2 separate regions of the Homo sapiens genome follow, and region 2 is linked to region 1. A link is an interaction called in ENCODE POLR2A ChIA-PET data of the cell type or tissue named here. Cell type or tissue: GM12878. All regions are shown on one strand. Links, peaks and the distances in the headings refer to the core of each region. The heading gives the core; the rest is flanking DNA.

Region 1 (6,225 bases), core at 488-5,487:
GCAACAACCTCCGCCTCCCAGGTTCAAGTAATTCTCCTGCCTCAGCCTCCTGAGTAGCTGGGATTACAGGAGCGAGCCACCACGACCAGCTAATTTTTGTATTTTTAATAGAGATGGGGTTTTACCACGTTGGCCAGGCTGGTTTTGAACTCCTGATGTCATGTGATCCACCAGCCTCGGCCTCCCAAAGTGCTAGGACTACAGATGTGAGCCACTGCGCCCAGCCAAAACTTACAATATTCTATATACATTACATGGCAGCAGTTAAGAGCGCAGGCTCTGAAACCAGAATGCCTGAGTTTGAATCCTGGCTTTACTTCTTCCTAATAGAGTAGGCCTAAATTTCCTTATCTGTAAAACAGGGATAATAAAATGAAGTTGTTGTAAAGAGCCAATGAGAACAGAGCTTCTTAAAGTGGTGCCTAGCATACAGTAAAAAGCCCTTAATAAATATTAGTTATTATAAGTAGATTAGTAGAAGGTTATCAGTAATGATGTTTCAATACCGTCCTGATCAGATGTGAAGTATGTTACAATATTTAGCTACTAGTAATAGGTCCAAAGTTTGCAAAAAAAATTTGTTTAAAATATACACAACAGTAAAATGTTACCTCAAAATTTTACTACTGCCAACTTGTATCCCCATACTCAGTGAAAAGTAGTAGGCAGGAAGTGTGTTTAACCTACTTGAGTTTGTCATTCACAAGATGATAATATAGGTGGAGAATTACTGCTGAGGATAGTAACTATTCAAAATACAATTACTGGTCTGGTCACAGTGGTTCATGCCTGTAATCCCAGTGCTTTGGGAGGCCAAGCCAAGAGGATTGCTTGAGTCTTGGAGTTTGAGACCAGGCTAGGCAACACAGTGAGACTCCATCTCTGAAAAAATATTTTAAAAATAGCTGGGGGTGGTATCACATGCCTGTAGTCCTAGCTATTCAGGAGGGTGAGGTGGGAGGATCACTTGAGCCTAGGAGTTCGAGATTATAGTGAGTTATGATGGCGCCATTGTACTCCAGCTGGGGCGACAGAGCAAGACTCTGTCTCTTAAAAAAAAAAAAAAAAAAAAAGCAAAACACAAAAACTAGTGGATACCCACAAACAACCAGAAAATAAATCTAAATTATTTCATATCAATAAACTAAATAAGCCTTTCAAGTTATCCATCAAGTTTCTCACAGAATCTGAAAGGACAGAACTTAACTCACAAATAGCCAAGTTTAGAAATACCTAATAGAGGATTCTAAATTGCTTTTGAGTACAGTACTGCTATTAAAGGTTAGCTAGCAGACTGTAAATGACATTGTCTACTCAGTATTTCCACTTGGAAATCTTAACTGGCAATGTTAAATTGACGTTGCCAAAACTAAATTCTTGAGTTCCCCCACCCTCAAGTCAATCTCTGGCCTCGTTCTCCAGCCTCATTCTCCCAGTTGTTTAGGCAAAACACCTAATAGTCATCCTTAGTGTCTTTCCTTCCTATAATATATATCTAATCCATTAGCAAGTCCTGTGAGCTTTACTTTCAAATATATCTTGAACCTGCCCACTTATCCCTATCACCACTATCACACTGGTCCATGGCACCAGCATTCCTTACTTGGACCACTATTTAAAAAGTTTTTCTTAAGCCTTTTATTATAGAAAATTTCAAACATACACAAAAGTAGAGGGAATAACTATGATAAGTAAGCCCCCATGTTCCCATCACATTTGAGCTTTAATTTGTGGCAAATTTTGTTTCTTCTACATCCTCACCCATTTTACCTTGCCCCTAAAGTGAAACAAACCCCAGGTGCTGTATCAAAAAAAAACTTCTTAACAGGTCTATCTGCAACCACTTCTGCCCTCGATTATCTATCTACTCACCAAATAGCAACCAGAGTGACTTAAAAAACATCGATTGTACAGTGTCACTTCCCTGCTTAAAACCCTCCAAATGCTTCCTTTTGTACTTGTAAATAAAAAAACCAGTCTTTAGCTTGGTCTTCAAGGACCTGTAACATCCTACAGGACTACTCCTCTGATCTTGTATCATCTCCCCTTTTGTTTACCATGATCTATGATTCTTCTTTCTGTTTCTTCGATGTTTGAGGGACTTTGTGCTTTCTGTTCCCTACTTGGAATACTTTTCTTGTGGCCTATCATTATGTAAGTCTCAGCTTACATATCACTGCTCCTTCCCCCAATTCCAATCATACTCTATCCTGTTGTTCTGTTTTGTTTCCTTCAGAATATTTATCATAAACTAAAATTATATTTATTTAGGTGTATACCTGTTGTGGTTACCTTCCTATAGTAGAATATAAGCTCCAAGAGGGCAAGGACTTAATTTTGTGCATCACTGTAGCTGCAGCACTGGAAATAGTCTAAGGCACGTATTAGCTGCTTGAACAATAGGTGATGGATGAATGAATTTATCCCAGTTTTTTCCACACTGTATGTCTGTCCTGTCACTGTAGCAGAAATTGTAATTTAGGACAAGTCTCACATGTAAAAGTAATAAATTATATAACTCAATATATGTGGCAGATTAATGGACTTTAAGATGTTTGATGATAGATTAGCAAATGAAGTTAAATCACCTCTATAATGTTATCAGACATTGATTCAATTTTATCCTTTAATAAAGTCCATGAAGCTAATAAAACCTTTGAGGTAACCTGCCAAATAGACTGAAACACACCTTCTAAAAACAAAAGAATCCACAGATGTCACTTTAAAAATCTGCATGCTGGCTGGGGGTGGTGGTGCCTTGATTTTATTTTGTTTTCATCTTTAAATAAAGCATTACTCTCTTGTGGTCTGTTGCACAAGCCTTCTCTCTTGTTACAACCGTGGTGTTCACATGCCACCCTACTGTGGGTCACTCTGTTCCACTCACATTACGGGAACAACCTAAAACAAAATGTCTGAGTGACAGGATGAGTGGGCCACACCACAGACAGGAAATGAAATTCACACTTTTGCCAACACAGCAACTGCTGCTTTACTAAATGAAAATATTTTAAAAATAAAGGCTAAATATTCTACCTATTCACCAGGCAAAGTAACAGCTTTGGACACTGTGGGTTCCAGTAAACAAAGCAGTTCGCTACATCTACAAAAGAAGTGTGTATATTTGTTGAAGAGTTTAAAACAACTGAACATACTTCAGTCACTCCTTTTGTGAGATAGGTAGTTTCTCTTTGACAAACACTATTTTAAGAACTTCCTGGCCGGGCGCAGTGGCTCACGCTTGTAATCCCAGCACTTTGGGAGGCCTAGGCGGGCGGATCACGAGGTCAGGAGATCGAGACCATCCTGGCTAACACGGTGAAACCCCGTCTCTACTAAAAATACAAAAAAATTAGCCAGGCGTGGTGGCGGGCGCTTGTAGTCCCAGCTACTCGGGGGCTGAGGCAGGAGAATGGCGTGAACCCGGGAGGCGGAGCTTGCAGTGAGCCGAGATTGCGCCACTGCACTCCCGCCTGGGCGACAGAGCGACACTCCGCCTCAAAAAAAAAAAAAGAACTTCCTGGTTTTTGGAGTTCAGCAATACTGTTTTTTTATAGATACATTTGTTGCTTATGCTTTAAAGTATATGTAAGTACATTCTTGCTTTAAAGCATATCTAAATGTGTTATTTAAAATGAATGCAGGGCTTTCTCAAAGTAAGGGTTAAGGAGCTGGACAAGGGCTGTTGGTTAGTTCAAAGCCACCTGGACTCCAGAAACTCCTGATTATAAAAGAAAGGCCAGGAGTCAAACTCACATATAGTATAAATATCACAAATTCACATATAAGAGAAAAGAGGCTTTCCTATTTGAAACACAAATGTCAATAAACTTTTCTGATGGAACAAATTGTACAAGGTAGGCCAACAGACTACTATTTTTTTTTTTTTTTGAGATGGAGTCTTGCTCTCTTGCCCAGGCTGGAGTGCAATGGTGAGATCTTGGCTCACTGCAACCTCTGCCTCCTGGGCTCAAACGATTCTCGTGCCTCAGCCTCGCGAACAGCTGGGACTATGGGCATACGTCACCATACCTGGCTAATTTTTGTATTTTTAGTGGAGACGGGGTTTCACCATGTTGCCCAGGCTGGTCTGGAACTCCTGATCTTAAGTGATCCGCCCGCCTTGGCCTCCCAAAGTGCTGGGATTACAGGTGTAAGCCACCATGCCCAACCCGAGACTACTATTAAATACTATTATAATAGGCGCGATACAGGCTCCCAGAGACTCGTGGCAGATAATCTGGATGGTACAATCAATCCTCTTTATTCCATGGCCCCAGGTTATGACCCCTCAGTTATCAAAAAAGTGACATTCTGTTGGTCACAAGGGGACCAGAAATAAGCGTGTGGCTGATTACAAAAATCTCTTATCATAACAGAAAAAAATTCATAGCATGGAAGTGATAAAACAAAATTTATAACCACCACCAGAGTTTAGGTAGATAAAATTCCACTTGAAAATTAAATGCTTTATTTGCATATGAAGAAAATTATATGTAAATTTAATCACATATACTTTTGTGTAAGATAAAAGGTTGGTATATCTTGCCAGAATAGTAAAAGATTTATTATGTAAATATGTCTTCCTGAAACAGCTGCTTAAAAATTCAATTGACAAGGAGTTGTCAATTGTCTAATTAAAAAGTCTGTTCTTGCTAGGCGTGGTGGCTCACACCTGTAATCCCAACACTTTGGGAGGCCAAGGCGGGCAGATCACCTGAGGTCAGGAGTTCGAGATCAGCCTGGCCAACATGGCGAAACCCCATCTCGACTAAAAATACAAAAAAATTAGCCAGGCGTGGTGGCGGGTGCCTGTAATCCCAGCTGCTAGGGAGGCTGAGGCAAGAGAATCACTGGAACCTGGGAGGCGGAGGTTGCAGTGAGCCGAGATTGTGCCACTGCACTCCAGCCTGGACGACAGAGGGGAACTCTGCTTCAAAAAAAAAAAAAAAAAACAAACAAAAAAACCGGTTCTTTAGAAAGGCAGGTGAAAACTTTTTCATGTTTCTGAATTGACTAGTTCTGTAGAGTCTGGCACAGAAACAGAACTGCAGTAAACTCTATGAAGTCATTTGTATGTGATTACAGATACCTAAGTTAAATATAACCCCGAAGGACTTAAGAAGCCCCACAGTAAGGAATGAATGAGATAAAGAAAATACTATTTTCTTGATCTAAAGAGAATAATTAGCTGCTTGATACAAAAATGACAGAATCACCTTTCTAATAGAGCACTCCTGACAGTGAAGTTCTCCAGAGTCTTTATAACTTAAAAACATCTATGCTTCTCTTTGCCATAGATTGCTTGCTCAATAAGGGGAAAGTCATCCCTAGTTAAGAAATATATATATATATATATATATAGAGAGAGAGAGAGAGAGAGAGAGAGAGAGAGAGAGAGCTAATAATAGCTAACTCAACTAGATATCTACTGTATGCTAGGTGCATTTTACATTACTTTATTTAACCTTCCTAACAATTCTATGAAGTAGGTACTATTTTTACCCCCAATATACATGTAAGAGACTGAGGGCTCAGAGATCATAAGTTACTTGCCTAAAATCTATACAGCTAGTAAGCCTCAGAGCAAGGATTCAAACCAAGATTTGACTTGAAAGCTTATGCTCCAAATCATGCTCTACCATGTTGTTTTCGCTTTATGATATAGTTTATGGCGGACGAAATACAATGTCTTACCTACACACCTTTTCAACAGAATAGAATTTAAAAGTAGAGTACAGGGGCTGAGTGTGGTGGCTCATGCCTGTAATCCCAGCACTTTGGGAGGCCAAGGAGGGTGGATCACTTGAGGCCAGGAGTTCAAAACCAGCCTGGCCATCATGGCAAAACTCCGTCTCTACTAAAAATACAAAAATTAGCCAGGTGTGGTGGCACACGCTTATAATCCCAGCTACTTGGGAGGCTGAGGCAAGAGAATTGCTTGAACTCTGGAGGTGGAGTTTGCAGTGAGCTGAGATCACGCCACTGCACTCCAGCCTGGGAAACAGAGCGAAACTCCATTTCAAAAAAAAAATGTAGAGTACAGGAGTGAGAGAAAAGAACTGAAATCCATTCGGATTCCAACTCTTCTCATTTTCCCCACCACTTCCCCAACAAGGCCATAAACAGAAAGACTACACTGAGGGGAATAAAGAACATGTCTGAGATGAATCCAGCTGGGCTGGACAGTAGAGCAAGTTGTAATATCTGTTGGGAATGACAGTG
Region 2 (6,225 bases), core at 344-5,343, 510 kb before region 1:
TATAGTCACGGAGAAGAGCTGGCTAAATTCCCTGAGAACAGATGGGGCCCAGGAGAAGGTCACTGACTAGCTGATTATGAGCATGGGAAAAAGGACCTGAGCTATATTTCCACCATGTACCAAACCAGAGCAAGGTGGACCACTCCCATTTTAATCCTTCCAACAACTCTGCAAACTCCATGTTGTTATTTTCCTATTTAAATGAGGAACTGAGGCTTTAAAAGGTCAGAGATTGGCCAAGACCACACAGCTATTATAGATAATGTCAGAAGCAGGATTAAAACTCAAGTCTCAATGGCTCTAAAACCACAAGTAATTTCCACAAATCCAGTTTGTTCCAAAGAAAGAGTAACCAGCAGGGTCTCCTGATTTCCCACATAGCATCCAGCAAATCCTGTCACCTGTCTCCAGCTCAGAGTTCCCACTTATAGAGGGGGGCTATAATCCTCCCAGCAGAGACAGAATGAACAAAACCAGGTTATGTCTCCATTATTCTTTCCTTGGAAAATGGCTCTACATAGAAATCTATCTGGGCTGGGTGCGGTAGCTCACACCTATAATCCCAGCACTTTAGGAGGCCAAGGCAGGAGGATCACTTGATCTCAGGAGTTCAAGATGAGCCTGGGCACATGGGGAGACCCCATCTCTACAAAAAATTAAAAAATTAAACAATAGCTGGGTGCAGTAGCTCACGTCTGTAATCCCAGCACTTTGGGAGGCCGAGACGGGCAGATCACTTGAGGTCAGGAGTTCAAGACCAGCCTGGCCAACATGGAGAAACCCTGTCTCTACTAGAAATACAAAATTAGCTGGCTTGGTGGCGCATGCCTGTAATTCCAGCTACTTGGGAGGCTGAGGCAGGAGAATCGATTGAACCCAGGAGGCGGAGGTTGCGGTGAGCTGAGATCGCACCATTGCACTCCAGCCTAGGCAACAAGAGCGAAACTCCATCCCAAGAAAAGGAACAAAGGAAGGAAGAAAGGAAGGAAGGAAGGAAGGGAGGGAGGGAAAGAGGGAGGGAGGTAAAGAAAGAAAGAAAGAATTACTCAAACTCAGTTTGAACACTCAGTACCACCCTGCATTATCCTCCCCCTTCCCAGGGGCAACCACTATTCTGAATTGGATGTTTGTTATTTCCATGCACTTCCATACGCTTTTATTACATAGCATATATCCTCAAACAATATAAAATATTATTTTACCTAGTTTGTAAAAATAATACCACACTGTCATTACTCTTCTGAAACTTGCTCTTTTTGCTCATCATTGAAAGATTCCTATTATTTTTAAAAAAAGAATAACAAAATAAAGAAGAAAGATTCCTATTAATATGATTAGCTCTAATTTATTCATTTCACTGTTGTATAATATTCCATGATGTGAATATAACACAGTCTGTCTATTCTGTTGATAAATATTCATGGTTGTTTCTGGTTTTTGCTATTTGCAAAATAATGCTGCTATGAACATTGTGAGACATATCTTCAGGTGCTCACTGTGCAAGATATTTTCTGGTGCATATATTTAGGAATAGAATTGCTGGGTCACAGGAGGTTGACATCTCCAATTATCCTAGATATTGTCCCCCTCACTTTTTTTTTTTTTTTTGAGATGGAGTCTTGCTGTGTCTCCCAAGCTGGAGTTCAGAGGTGTGATCTCGGCTCACTGCAACCTCCGCCTCCTGGATTCAAGTGATTCTCCTGCCTCAGCCTCCTGAGTAGCAGAGACTACAGGCGTGCACCACCATGCCTGGCTAATTTTTTTATTTTTAGTAGAGACGGGGTTTCACCATGTTAGCCAGCTTGGTCTCGAACTCCCAACTTCAGGCAACTGCCCGCCTTGGCCTCCCAAAATGCTGGGATTACAGGCGTGAGCCACTGCGCCTGCCGCCCCCGCCACACACACTTTTTAGGACCTAGACATCAATAATCTGAGGCTGAAAAGCAGCTTCAATTGCAGCAAGCAGGACTGAAATTAGACCCTGCAAGGAACTTTTTTAGTTGTTAAAGGATTGTTAGAAATCGGCCCAAGTTGTGGAAGACACTGGAGGAATGTCTGTCACTCTGCTTTTCTGACATGCCTCAAGTACAGCTCAGTCTGGACTCAGTTCTAATTGTAGCCTAAAGATTTCAAAATTAATTAAATCGGCATATATGAGTTGAGCTCCTATTCCACGCAAAGTGCTAAGCTGGGAGCAGAAGCTTGTGTCCTCTTCCTGCAAAGCACATCGTCACCACCCCTCCTTGCAACTGAGATGAAAGACCAATGAGAGACATGTGCAAAGTTACACAGCAGGATGGGATTTAAATAACTGCTGAAGACCACAGTAAAGGGGAAGTCACAAAATACTGCGTGACTAATTGTTAAGTGAAATTGCCTTGGAGGCACAGAGGAAAAAAATCAGAGCAGTGGTCAAGGAACGTTGCACAGAAAAAAGGTAGTATCTGAGCAATAATAGTAGAATGTAGGTGATAATCATGGCATCTACTACTCATTGATGAACATTGTGTGCCTTGCACTTTACTCAGAGTATCTTGTTTAATCCTCACAATGACCCTGTGAAGAAAGTATGATTAGTCTCTTCTGACACAGCAGGAAACTGATCACCAGAAGACCAAGTAGCTTACGCAAGCTCACACAACCACCGAGTGGCGGGGCAGGATTCGAACTTAGTCCTGAAGCCTCCCACGTCAGAGGTCCCCGGGAGGGAACACAAGCAAAGGGTGGGAGGTAGGGGAGGGAGCCCCAGGCACAGCTCCTGGTGTGGCTAGAATGGAGGGCTTCTTTGGAAAAAGTAGGTGATCCGGCTAGAAAAGGAGGTCCAGGCTGGCTCATGGAAGATGCTGGTTTCCAGGCATAGGAACTTTAAGTGATTAATTCAAGGAGATTCCACAGCGAGGCAGGTGTATGTTGGAATAGAGGAAAGGGCAGTGCAGGCAGAGAGGTGCCTGGCAGGTTCAGCAACAGCAGTGCAGGGGGCCGAAAATACAAACTTGAACAAGGAAGATGACTTGGGGACCCAACAGAGGGGACAGGTGTAGGAGAGACTTACAAGGAAGAATGTGTGGGGACTTGGCTTCCAACAGCCGTAAGAGCAACTGAGGGAGGAATTGACAATAGATTCCACAATTGTGGGTGGCCCAGGAAGCTAGGCAAGCAAAAGCAACGCTGTAGGCAGCTGAGGTTAATACAAATGGCTAACGTTTGTTACCAGCTACTATCTATAAGCACTTTACATGTATAAACTCATTTCACCCTCACAGCATTCCTATGAAGTAGGAGTGAGGATCTATTATGATTTCCGTTTTTCAGTTAGAGAAACTGGGGTACAGAGAAGTTAAGCAATTTGTCTGAGGTTACACCACTGGTAAATGGCAGAGCTGGGATTTGAACCTGGGTTCCAGAGGCCTCACTCTTCATCACTTCACTAAACTGTGTCTGTTGAGGTAACATCTTCAGAAAGAAGCAGGGTTTTCCACTCCCACTCCACATTCCCCACCCTCAAAGACCAAGCAGGATGGCAGGATTTTTTTGCTGAGTGGCATTGCTGGGGGGGAGTGTCAGGTCTCTGCTGCTACCCTAAGCCAGCTGCTTGTCACCACCGGGCAGTGAGCATGGGGCGTGCGGTGCTGGGGCCTGCACTGCTGGGGCACTCACCAGCAGGAGGGCACCTGGAGCACGGTCCTTCCTCATCACAGTGGAGCAGAAGTAGCACTAGCTGGTGCAGGCCACAGAGCGTGCCTGGCAAGGGAAGACCCAGCCCAGGTAGCACAACTCCATCGGGTTCAGGAGGAAGCAGCCCAACCCCACCTGCACATGAAGTTCAGGAAGATTTTCTTCCTCATGGCTCTGGACACAAAGCAGTCAGGACTGGAGGGACAGGGGAGGAGTGGCAGTGAAGCAACCATGGCATATCACACCCAGAGAGTAGACCCCACCAGGAAGGCCAGCTCCATGCAGGCCCGCAGCACCACGTGGGCAGTGCAGACAGCCAGGACCCTGTATGACTGCAGGCTGGGGTACCAGGTGGCAGCCCCAAGGCATTTGGGGAAAAACCTCCTCTCCTACTAAGAGCTGCCCCTCTAGAAAGAAAGAAGCCCCAAGGGGCCCCAGCCTGGGTCCAGGGAGAGCCCCTCCAGCTGCCAGCTCTTGCACGGTTTCCAGCAGGTACCCCCTCTCCACATCCACTGTCTCCCATTCACCATCTAGTGCAGCACACAGACAACAAAGAAGATGGAGGGTACGGCCACCAGCACAATCTGGAAAGCCCCAGCGGAAGTGGGAGAAGTGGTCATTGGTGCAGCCAGGCCGCAGGGTATTGCAGATGAACTTGCAGTGCTCATCCCACAGACAGCACTTCCCAGCAGGGCGACAAGCAGGATGTGTAAGACCAGGACAGTGAGCCATACCTTGCCAACCACGGTGGAATCGTTCTGCACTCGGGTCAGGAGCCAGCCCAGGAATGACCAGTCGCTCATCTTGTGATTTCTGTGGACACAGAAATCACAAGAAATTGAAGTGAGGGGACAGGAAGGGAAGGGGACGAAAACATAATGCCCCCACAGCCAGATATTTGCAAAGCTATTTCTGGCCCACAGCAAGAGCTCCAGCTCCATCTGTGCCTGACGCCCAGGCATGCCACTCGCTGCCTGACAAGGATGGGAAGAACAAGCTGGCAGAGAAAAGGACACTGCAGAAGAAAAGATGGAAGCAGTGACTCCCAGAAGGAGCCCAACGCAGCCCAACATTCACCAAGACAGGCTGCACACTTCTATTACAGTTAGGCTTCCACTGAACTCTTCCTAACTCAACAGGCTTTCGGGCCTCCCAACTGTCTTGGCATTTTCTTCAGATCGACATAGTACCAGGCATATTTCTCCCAAGATGCCACGGTGGAAATTCATGACCTAGATTGTGTTTCTTCCGAGTCCAGGGTAACATGTTTTTTGACTACTATGTCAGGGTTTGAAAGAGACAGGCCTTACATCCTCCTGTCTCTGTCCAGTGGATTCTCCTTAAGGCCTCATATTGCAACAATCTCATTTTACTTTACATTTCTGCAGCTTCTGACCCTGAGAATTACTGAAAAAATTCCCAAGGGTATAGCTTGTGGGGCATTTACACCCATTATTTCTGTCAACACTCTCCCTTCTGCCTCTCAAATAAACATGTAGTTTATTTATTTATTGTATTTTTTTAGAGACAGGGTCTTACTCTGTCACCCAGGCTGGAGTGCAGTAACATGAACATAGTTCACTGTAACCTCAAACTCCTAGGCGGAAGTGATCCTCCTGCCTCAGCCTCCTGAGTAGCTAGGACTACAGGTGTGTCCCACATGCCCAGCTAATTAAAAAAAAAATTTGCCGGGCACCATGGCTCATGCCTGTAACCCCAGCACTTTGGGAGGCTGAGGCATGCAGATAACTTGAGGCCAGAAATTCGAGACTGCCTGGCCAACATGGCAAAACCCCAACTCCTGACTCTACTAAAAATACAAAAATTAGCCAGGCGTGGTGGCGCATGCCTTGTAGTCCCAGCTACTCGGGAGGCTGAGGCAGGAAAATCGCTTGAATCCAGTAAGCGGAGGCTGCAGTGAGCCGAGCTCATCATGCCACTGTACTCCAGCCTGGGCGACAGGGTGAGACGCCATCTCAGAAAATATGTGTGTGTGTGTGTGTGTGTGTGTGTGTATTATATATATTGTATATTATATATATTATATATATTATATATTTTTTATATATTATATATTATATAATATATTTTATATATATTATATATTATATAATATATATTATATATATTTTATATATAATATATATTATATAATATATATTATATATAATATATATTATATAATATATAATATATATATTTTGTAGAGGCTTGAGGGAGTCTTCTTATCTCACCCAGGCTGGTCTCGAACTCCTGGCCTCAAGCGATCCTCCCACCTCAGCCTCCCAAAGTGCTGGGATTACGGTCGTGAGCCACTGCACCCAGCTGACACAGTACGTAGCCTGCTTACTACGCAGCAGTACGTAGCATGCTTACTATACAAACTCAGGGTAAAGACCAGACCCCAGCCTTCCCTGTAACTGATTGCCTTCTCTAACTCCCTCCTAAACAGAATCCTGGAGATCCTACTGAGAACCTTCCTTCTTCCTCCTTAACTTTCAGGAAGCCAAGTTGTCTTGACTCTTATCTCCCTGGCTGCTCCGTTTGAGT

The links. Peaks named below come from ENCODE experiments on the same cell type or tissue, not always from the same donor. Only the 100,000 strongest peaks of a DNase experiment are listed, where the experiment ranks them.
Region 2: POLR2A ChIA-PET joins it to region 1 with 5 read pairs; 2 of 35 experiments call an interaction of 5 or more read pairs at or near these places.

Annotation. Positions count from the first base shown.
Region 1 is chr17:29,703,653-29,709,877 of GRCh38, forward strand. All of the region lies in intron 3 of SSH2 (slingshot protein phosphatase 2), which reads right to left. Among named protein-coding and RNA genes, the nearest start is that of SSH2-AS1, 67 kb to the left of the region's middle. RefSeq lists an enhancer at 3,017-3,206. In GM12878, for the core only: no CTCF peak of the experiment used is centred there; DNase peaks (open chromatin) are centred at 3,019 and 3,576; H3K4me3 peaks cover 1,887 bases; H3K27ac peaks cover 3,986 bases.
Region 2 is chr17:29,193,312-29,199,536 of GRCh38, forward strand. It overlaps the pseudogene LOC100421028. Among named protein-coding and RNA genes, the nearest start is that of MYO18A, 16 kb to the left of the region's middle. In GM12878, for the core only: no CTCF peak of the experiment used is centred there; a DNase peak (open chromatin) is centred at 2,300; H3K4me3 peaks cover 465 bases; H3K27ac peaks cover 268 bases.